Regions from separate parts of the Homo sapiens genome. Here region 2 is linked to region 1. Evidence: chromatin loops called from intact Hi-C (ENCODE). Cell type or tissue: A673. All regions are shown on one strand.

The links. A loop is a pair of places that touch in the nucleus more often than their neighbours do. Peaks named below come from ENCODE experiments on the same cell type or tissue, not always from the same donor. Only the 100,000 strongest peaks of a DNase experiment are listed, where the experiment ranks them.
Region 2: a loop joins it to region 1, with 2.9 times the contacts of the local background. A loop is called at or near these places in 1 of 110 quality-filtered maps.

The regions. Positions count from the first base shown.
Region 1 is chr6:117,904,127-117,909,126 of GRCh38, reverse strand. It overlaps SLC35F1 (solute carrier family 35 member F1), which reads right to left and starts at 1,863. Exons shown (of 8, transcript NM_001029858.4): 1 at 1,228-1,863. The coding sequence starts at 1,400. It overlaps LOC124901480 (a long non-coding RNA gene), which reads left to right and starts at 2,197. Exons shown (of 2, transcript XR_007059904.1): 1 at 2,197-2,851; 2 at 3,310-3,468. In A673, a CTCF peak has its summit at 2,063; DNase peaks (open chromatin) are centred at 1,926, 2,226 and 2,516; H3K4me3 peaks cover 2,697 bases; H3K27me3 peaks cover 4,272 bases.
Region 2 is chr6:118,247,853-118,252,852 of GRCh38, reverse strand. All of the region lies in intron 3 of SLC35F1 (solute carrier family 35 member F1), which reads right to left. Among named protein-coding and RNA genes, the nearest start is that of PLN, 300 kb to the left of the region's middle. In A673, a CTCF peak has its summit at 200; a DNase peak (open chromatin) is centred at 3,012; H3K27ac peaks cover 1,105 bases.

The DNA.
Region 1 (5,000 bases):
TGATAATAAATGGAAAGCTACAGAAGTACCCGCAAATAAACTAACGCACGCATTAATTCCCCACCAGGGATTCTTGAATGGTTCGGGATTTGATATAACTAAATTAAACTATACTCCCAAAATAAGGATATTTCTCAAGATTCTATTTCTGTACATAGTTTGTACTCCCACCAGAGCTTTGAGCCCCAGACAGTTCCGTGTGAATTCGTTGGGAATCTCTGCTACCCAACACAATGCCACACAGAAACCTGTATGAACAGAGCGACTGGAACAGTTACCCCTACAGATGCATCGAAAGGCACCCACGCATCCAAACAAAAAAGAACACAAAACCCATTCCCTATACAATTTTTTAAGGTGTCAGCTCGTCAACCATTTCAAGTTACTTAAGTAGAAAAAGTCCCTTTCACATCACAGTTGAGTCAGAGGTGCCAGAGGTACCCCCATTTTCACGTCAACCCAGGTCCTCATCCTAAAACGTCAACGTCCTGAATCCACTACGCAGATTCCAGCACTGGAGGCGCCGGCGATCGGCACCCGCCCCCTCCGGCATGGGCGCTTCGGAATAACTGGGCGCCGCCGGCTCACACCCTGCCCGCAATGTTTTGCACTTTGCTGGGTCTGTTCCAGGCCTCTAGCCCTCTCTTCGCTGCTCCCAGCCAGGAAGAGTCCGAGAGGCGACTGGAGCGTCAGGCTGGAGAAGTGGGTTCCCTCCGCCTGCTAGGCTGTCGCTGCGACCCCATTCCCCCGGCAAGGGGTCGAAGCCCCCGGGCGGGGCGGGGCGGAGGACAGCACGAGGCCCAGGACTTCCACGCCATCTCTGCAGCCCCGCGCCTCCCTCCTCAGCCCTGGCCGGGTCCCCGCGTCCCCCCGACCCCCGATCGCAAAGCCGGGGTGCGAGAGGGAAAGGGAAGTGAGGCGGCACGCGTATGGAGGGTGTGAGTGCGGACACACATACAGGGTGGCTAGGTACGAAAAACCCCGCCTCTCCCCGAACTCCCGCCTCGGACCAGCTGCAGCTCCACCACTCCAGGGCTCCCTGCGCCGGGACAAAGCTGCCGCGGCCTCTCTGCGCCCGCGGAGCGCGTCGTCGCCCGATCTCCTCAGTCTCCTCCGGCCGCAACCCCGTCCCAAAGGACCCGTGGGCCGCCCCAGGGACGGAGGGGACCCGGAGCCGGGCGCCCGCAGCCCCCGCCCCCCGCGCCCTCGCCCGGCGCCGCCGCTCACCTGTTCAGCACTTTGCGGATCCTCTGGCGCACGCCAGCCCGGGAGGAGGCGGACAGGCTCCCGCCGCCGCCGCTGCCCTCGGCCGGCAGGTTCTCGATGGTGGTCACCACATGGTTCGGCGGGGCTGGCGACGGCGGCTGCAGCTGCTGCTGCGGCTGCTCAGGGGGGATCATCGCGGCAGAGGCTGAGGCGCGGCGGCGATCAGAACGCAGCCGGGTGCATCGTGTGCCGGTTCCGGGCCCGGGAACGCGCAGAGGACCCGGCCGGGCGGCCGCGGCCCGGGAGGCGGTGCTGCCTGCGAAGCGGTGAGGCGGGGAGGCACCCGCGGCTACGGCCGCCGCCGCCCAGCCCGCCACTCACTCCTCTCCAGTCCCAGTGCGCGCACCCTCGCGCCCGTGCCGCCGCCGCCGCCGCCCGCCCCGGCTCTTCCCGAGCCGCGTCCCCAAGTCCTGGCCCGCCCCGCGAAGTGGCTGCGAAGGGTGTCGCGCGGGGGCGCGGAGCTGCCGGTCGGTTCCGGGGAAGGAGTCCTGATTTCTCCTTGTTTCCTCGTGCCCGGGTCTCCTCGGGGCGCGCGGCGGCAGTTGTGCTGGCGCCGCCTCAGCCTGTGCCCCGCTCGGTCGGAAAGCTACCGTCTGTGTCTCACGGAGTGAGAGACCGAGGGTGAACCCGGAGAGCCGGGCGGGGGCGCCGGCGGCGGCGGCGGCGGCGGCGGCGGCGGCGGCAGAGCGGGGCGCGGGCGGGGGACCTGCGCGCTCTCCTCTCGCCAGAGGGCGCTGCCGAGGTGCCTTGTTGCCCCCGACCCTCTACTGCCCCGTCCGCAGAGGCCCACGGTCTAGGTTGTGGTGATTGTTTTGGTTTGGGTGTTTTTTAGGGGGATAAGGGGGCTGGGAATAGATCCTCCCTGTGGAGTTGGCGGGGATTCCTCGTTTCTGCCCAAGCGCCGCGGAATCCAGCACCACCGGCCTGGGACAGCGGCAGGACGCCGAGACAGGTGCCGGCCCCGGATTAGAAACCCAAACGGAGAATCCTAGATGTTGCTCCTACTACATTCGCCATAATTGGCCTGGTGGAAATGGGAGAAAAAACTACTTCTCACAAAGAATCAATTCTGGGAACTGGAAAAAGCATATCAGACCAACTCAAAACGTCTCCATTTGAGGCAATGTAGTGCTGTGAAAGGAACGTAGGCAGATTTGAGTTTCAGTGGCACATCTGAAACTTATCCGCAGAGACTCTAAGCAATTAAATTCTGAGACATTCTTCTCTGTGCAGCGAGACTACTCATGTCTTTCTCCCAGGGGAGTTGTAAGACTTAAATGAGGTAAACCACGCAGCAGGGGAGCCTAACAGCTCCTTTAATAGTCCCCCAACTCCAAAAGGGAAAGTCCTGTGTATCTGCCACAGAAATCTTGGACCATATTTCTACCAATGGAAACTGACTCTCTGTCCCGGGCATTCTTATACCAATTGATCCGGATCCCAATTAATAATCGATTCTTGAAAGAGAGATATTTTTCAAATTTTCCTTTATTTAGACTGTTTAGATAGGGATCTTGCCTTGAAAAATGATATGCATTTTAAAAAACTCTTCGCTTCAGTGCAGGGAATTGAGTAAGTTTAACAGGTAAGTTTGTTCACACAAAGGCATGCTGATACCACTACTGAATCCAAATGCTCTGAAACCAGCAAATTAAAAATACCAGTGATAGGATTTGCCACTGAGAGAGGGAATTGGGGAGAAAATAACACTCAAAAAAGGAATGGACTATGTCCTTTCAACAGAGGAGAAAAGGAATATGGAAGGATATAAATAAGATGGGATTCTTTGTTCAGTTAACAAGGTCCAATTCCTTTAACAAAATTCGGAGTCTTTTTTTAATCATCAAAAATATGAGAAAACGGGTATTTGCAAAATCTCTTCAATCTATATTTCAATTCTGTAAAACCTACTTGCTACCTGAAATATCCCTGAGGTTTCTTTCTACAGAAATTAACCCCAATTGGAACATTTTCCCTTTTATAATTAAAATGTCGTCCTGTTCTTTCTCAACAACCTTTCATTCTCTGATTTTTCCACCTCAGATTTGCACAGGACACTCTGAAGAATTATTACAAACAGGACCAAGGCTTGTAGCCTCTTGGGCATTAAAATTCCAATAGTGGCAATAAATTTACCCTTAGTGGACCCACCGAATGTAGCAGACATGAATAAAATGCACTTCAGCTGAACCTGGCAGCAAATCGTGGTAGAAGTCTCTCTATTAAAACAACATTTATGGTAATTTCAGGTGTCTGCCTTGAATAACTGGTTGCTTCAGTGCCCTCTTCCTTCACATTTGGCTTGCCTCCCTTTGAATGTTTTTGGCACATCACGACTCAGTGCTGTGTCTGCACTTCAATGTCTGCATTTGCATCTGGTCATTTCTCTAGAGGGACTACTAAATCCAAATGCTCTACATCTCCTCTGAGTCAGGAAGGGAGAAAACCAAGATGAAAGAACAACAAGATGAGAGATGTAAAATTTCGATCTTGTTGGTAAGACCTCAATGCAGACTCAAGCCTTATGCTTTTGTTACTCCATTTCTGGGGGAATACAGCATCAGATCCCTTCTTATCCTCTGATTCTGTACTCCATGCTCATTTCTTAGAAAGTAGCTAACCGCCAAGTGTGTTGGTGTGTGCCTGTAGTCCCAGCTACTCTTAATGCTAAGACAGGAGGATGGCTTGAGCCCAGGAGGTAGAGGCCAGCTTGGGCAACATAGCAAGACACCATCTCTAAAAGAAAAAAATATTTAAGTAGCTAGATAACATTTGTGAAGTAAGTAAACAGGAGTCAAATGTCCAAGTGTCATAATGGTGTGTCTGACATGAAATTAAACATAAAAGATGTAGAAAAGGGCTGCTTCCCTTTTTCCTGCTGCAAGACTTTTGTCCATCCCTGACCTCAAAATCAGTTCACGAGCTCTGACCAAAAGGAAGGGAGATGAAGGCAATGGGCTAAGGATCTGTATGTAGTTTTCAGTGGTGGCATGTGGGTTCCAGGGACATGCCTACTTCTCAGTTTACCTCCTCTTTGTCAGCTGTGGTTAGTGGTATGATGCTATTGCAGAATTTCCATGCCACAAAAAATTCTGCCTCTCTTACCATTATATCACCCGAATTTCTCTTCAGGCACAGACTAGTTCTGTTGAATTCCTTAAGGAAGCAGAAGTTGGCTATCAGCTATACCTTCTTTAGTGTTTCTCATTTTGAAGACATGTCCACTGATGTGGGGAAGAGTGAAGTTTGGCCTATGTCAGAGTCACCAGGCACTGACTAATCTGTTTAGCATAGACTGCACCTGTGCACGTTATTGAGAAAAAAGCTTCACAGTCATGCACCAGAGGTAACTGATGATCCTCCCCAAATTGCTGAACAACTATCTGGAATTGCTTGTGCTGCTGCAAATGACCAGTGGCCATATGCTTTCCCCGTATCATTCTTTTAATCTTTTTCTTTATCTCCTAAGTCAGATTGAATCTTCTCAACATGTAGTACTGAATCTATGGCCTCCAGAATGATAGAGCTTTGTGGTTTTGATTCACATAATAGAACTTGAATGGGAGAGAAAGCCAGGCAAAACTGGTGAAAAATTTGTGGAGAGGGGAAATGGCAGAGGAGTAGAATGGGTAAATCAATTTACATCCAAGAAATGGATACAATAATTGGCATGTTAAAGCACAGAACTTCAGTGAACAATCATCATCAATGAAGATAGTCTATAAATGGTATTA
Region 2 (5,000 bases), 340 kb before region 1:
ACACTTCCCCTTGAAACACTTTCTTCACTTGGCTTCCAGGACATACTACATTCTCCTTGTTCTCCTCTACCACACTAGCCTCTCCTCAGCCTGCTTTCCCCTAGTCTCTGAATGTGCTCCATGGCTCAGTTTCATTTTCTTCTCTTTTCTATTTATACCCACTCCACTATGACCTAATCATACAATGACCTTTAGCGCCATCTATATGAGAATGACATCCACATTCATAATTCCAGTTTCAGCCTCTCTGTTGAACTCCAGACACATATACTCAGCCACCTATACCAAGCTCTGCTTGGATGTCTAACAGGAAACTCAAATCTACATGACCAAAGCAGAATGCTTTGATTTTCTGCTTCACATCTTCTCTTCCCCAGTTTTCTTCATTTTACCACATGGCACAACCATTCCCCCGGTGACTGAGGCCAATAACTAAGGAACCATTCTTGGCTCTTTTTCTTTTCTTTCCAACTTCCCCTATCCCCTCTATGAATGCTCAGAAAATCCTATTGGCTTTATCTACTGAATGCATCAAACCACCTCTATCCACATCGACAGTTAGCAAGTGGCTTCAAGTCATGATCATCATGCACTTAGTGGCCCCCTGACTGTCTAATCACATCCACTTCTACTCCTTAAAGGTCAATACTCCACCAGCAGCAATGACGATCTAAAAATACAAATTAGATCACATCGGTCCCCTGCCCAACACAGTCTAATAATTTTTCTAAGAGCAAATCCAAACTCCTTTCCTTGACTTTGTCTTATATAATCTGCCCCATCTTCATCTTGAATTTAGTCTCTTACTACTAGTAACTTCTTTCAATTTCCTAAACTTGACATGCTCAAGTTCTTCACCCTTATACTGTCCTCTTTGCTTGGAACTCTCTTCCCCATATCTATGCGTATTTTACTCCCACATATTCTAATGGGAGGGTCAGAAAATGAAACCTAAGTATGCCTTAGGAAGGAAGCTTCATGAGGGTAAGAACAGTCTTCTTCATGCTATATGTCTAGTTGCCCATGGGAAAGTGTATATAATATATGCTCAAAAAAATTTGCTGAGCCCTGAACAAATACACATGAATTGATCCTTCTTTCTTTTTCACTCACACACCGAATAAGTCACCAAGTCCTTTCTTTTTAGCCACTTAAAACTATTTAGAATCTCTTTACTTGTCCTGTTCTGTCTGATCTGATCTGAAAAAAGATCAGATCATGCAAGGGATCTTGCTAAATTACAAATCTCATCATGCTATTCCTACAGTAGAAACTCTCAGAATTAAGCCCAAACTCATGAATATGGCTTATAAGTCAGTCCCTTTGTGATCCGTCATTAGGTACTTTTTCATCTTCTTCTTTGCTCATTTCCTCCTTTAAACTCCATGCTGTCAGTTATACAAGAGTTGTTAGTTTTAGAGATTTGTTGTACAACATTTGCCTATAGTTAACAGTATTGTATTGGGCACTTGAAAATTTATAAGGGTAGAGCTCATGTTAAGGGTTCTTACTGTAAAAAAAAAAAATTTAAAAAACACACAAAACACAACCACAAACTCAATGCTGAAGCCATTCCTTAACATACCATGGTCTTTCTTGACTCATTTATTCACTCCGTCACCCAGGCTGAAGTGCACCTGGGGCTCAAGTGATCCTCCCACCCCAGCCTTCTGAGTAGCTGGGACCACAGGCACATGCCACCATGTCCAGCTAATTTTTTGTATTTTTTTAGAGATGAGATTTCACCATGTTGCCCAGAGTTGTCTTGAACTCCTGAGCTCAAACGACCTGCCCGCCTCGGCCTCCCAAAGTGCTGGGATTACAGGAATGAGCCACCGCTCCTGGCCATGACTCATTTCTTTCTCTTTTCTTTTTTTTGTTTTTGTTTGAGATGGAGTCTGGCTCTGTCACCCATGCTGGAGTGTAGTGGCACGATCTCGGCTCACTGCAACCTCTGCTTCCTGGGTTCAAGCCATTCTCAGTCTTCTGAGTAGCTGGGATTACGGGCACGCACCACCACGTCCGGCTTTTTGTATTTTTTAGTAGAGATGAGGTTTCACCATGTTGGCCAGGCTGGTCTCAAACTCCTGACCTGAAGTTATCCACCCGCCTTGGACTCCCAAAGTGCTGGGATTACAGGTGTGAGCCACTGCACCTGGCTGCCATGACTCATTTCTTTCTACATGTTGTTCCCCCTGTCTGGAGTTCTCATGTCCTTCTCCCTTGTCAGAGTTCAGTTTAGCCAGTGCTTCCTCCAGGAAGCCCTCTCTGGCTCCCTAAATCCAGATTAGGTGCCCCCTGAGGGGCTCCCATACGTCTCTGTATTACCTAATTGTATTGATTACGCTAAAATGCAATTCCTTTCCTTAAGCGCAGGAATTTTTCTCTTTTCTGCTCAGTTTTATCTTCTGCAGCTAGGGTGGTACTTGGCACACAGTAGTGACCCTACAAGTATTTTATGAATTCATTCAAAAATATTTATGGAACACCTTCTGTGTGTAGGCACTATCTCACAAAATACAAATTCCAGGTAATAAGAAAATTCCCTGCCCTTACAGAGTTTATAAGACAAGACAGCCAATTAAGTAAAATTAGTTACGTCAGTGGTGATAAGAACTATGGAGAAAAATTAAACAGGGGAGAGGGGAGGCAGTATAGGTGCAGGTGTGAGGTTGCAATTTTAAACAGGGTGGTTAGAGAAGAGTTCACTGAAAAGATGACAGTTGAGCAAAGTCTTGAGGTGCTCATTGCATCGCCTGGCAGATAGTAGATGTTGAATGAATGAATAACCAATGAAGCAATGAATAATTTCTATTACTCTGAACCACTTGGGGAGCTCCACTGTCATCGAGTTAGCTGTACTGTATAAATCTACTTATTGAGATGATTTCTGCCACGGGGAATCAAAGGTGAGCGCCCTGGGCAGCTGCTACTTCCTGTCATCGTTCTCTGGCCCAGATGGTGTCACAGCTCCTAAACTACTCACAGAGCCCCCTACTTAATGGCCTCAGGAAATGCCCAGTCATGGTCTGTCTTCCTGTTCAAAGGCTCTTGAATTAGAAACGGCCCCAACTCAGAAGACATAAACAAGAGGGAAGAAAGGAATGAGAGAGACAAAAATAACTCCTGCTATTTCTCAGATGCTGGTGTTTCTATGCATTCTCATTGAGTCTTAAAAAGTCTCAGTGGCCTTAAGACTGTACCCTTCAGTCAAAAAGCAGCTCGAAGCCTTTTATTGATTTATGAACAAACCCATCTCCTCAAATGCATTGCCAATGGAAGCAGGCTTTGCATAGTTTTTCTTTTTCTTTTTTTACATGCAAGGACTCTTTCCCACTTTAACCATTTATTACAGGTGAATTTTGTACAGTGATAGACTCAAAATGAGCACGTCTGTCATTGGAACCAGTCAAGGTGTAGAAGTGTTTTCATGTGCATCTATTTGGGCAGACAGCACCAGGGTGCTCTCCAAGGAGCCCATCTAGGCAGTATTGGGAGAATTGGCACCTTAGTAACCACAAAGAAGGAACAGCTCCTGGGCAGGATACTTTTCTCAAACAATGGAAACACAAGCAAGGGTGGGCAGGAGAACCTGCTCTTACAGTTATGTTTCCAGTTCTATTTGGAGAAGGCTCTCAGAAGATAAGTGCCTTCGAACCTGCCTGGAGGGTGGTGCCTCAGTCTATTAAGGCTGCTGTAAAAAAATACCATAGACTGGTGGCTTATAAACAACATATATTTATTTCCCACAGTTCTGGAGGTTGGTGTCTAAGATCAAAGACTTAGACAGCAGATTCTGTCTGGTAGGGGCCCACGCCCTGGTTCATAGACAGCAGTCATTTCTCTGTGTCCTCGCGTGCATGGTAAAGGGCAGGGGAGATCAATGGGGTCTCTTTTATAAGGGCACTAATACCATTCAGGATGGCTCCACCCTCATGATCTAGTCTCCTCCCAAAGGCTCCACCTCCAAATACCATTATATTGGGGGTTAGGATTTCAATACATGAATTTTGGGAAGACACAAACACTCAATCTATAGTAGGTGGGAAGGATTTAGATATTGTCTCCAACTGTATTAGTTTTCCATTGCTGCTGTAATAAATGACCACAAACTTAATGGCTTAAAACAGCACACGTTTATCTTATAGTTCTGGAGGTCAGAAGTCCTAAAATCAAGGGGATGGCAGGGTTGTGTTCCTTCTGTAGGCTCTAGGAGACAATCCCTTTCCCTGCCTTTTTCAGCTTCTAGGGGCTGCCTGCATTCCATGGCTTGTAGCCCCTTTCTCCATCTTCAAAGCCAGCAATGTGGTGTTTTCAAGTCTCTCCCTGACACTGAACTCCACTTCTAATGTTACATCTCCCTCTACTCTGACTCCTGCAAAGGACTTCTCTTCAAAGAACCTTTATGATTACATTGAGGTCACCCACATAATTCAGAATAATCTCACCATAGCAACATCATGAGTTTAATAACATCCACAGAGTCTTTTTTGCTATGTAAAGTAACATATTTACATATTATAGGGATCAGAACATCGACTTCTTTGGAGGGCCATTATTCTGCTTACTGTTCCAGCTATGTTCATGCATAATGAAAGGTGTGCCTTGAAAATAATGGAAAGTTCTTTTAAGGGAAGAAGAAAATTGCCACTTATTGAGCAGGATGTGCAGGTGTTTACATATCTAATCTTCTGTAATGCACTGGAATTCACTCATCCAAACACGGTTATCATTCAAGATAGTCACTCTGGAAGGTTATGGTTGTAGTTTAATGAATCTTTCATCACTCAAAAACATATGAACTCTTTGAAATTGCCTCTGAGCACTCATTGGAATATCCTTAATGAAAGCAGTTGCTCATACTTTTTGGGTAGGTTTTACTATTTGGAAAGAACCAAAATGCTGGATTATGCTAGATAATACTTTCTGGATTCAAATGAAGGATAAATTATAAAGAAACTTAAATGACTTAAAACTGGTTCTGAAGGAGATTTCAAAAG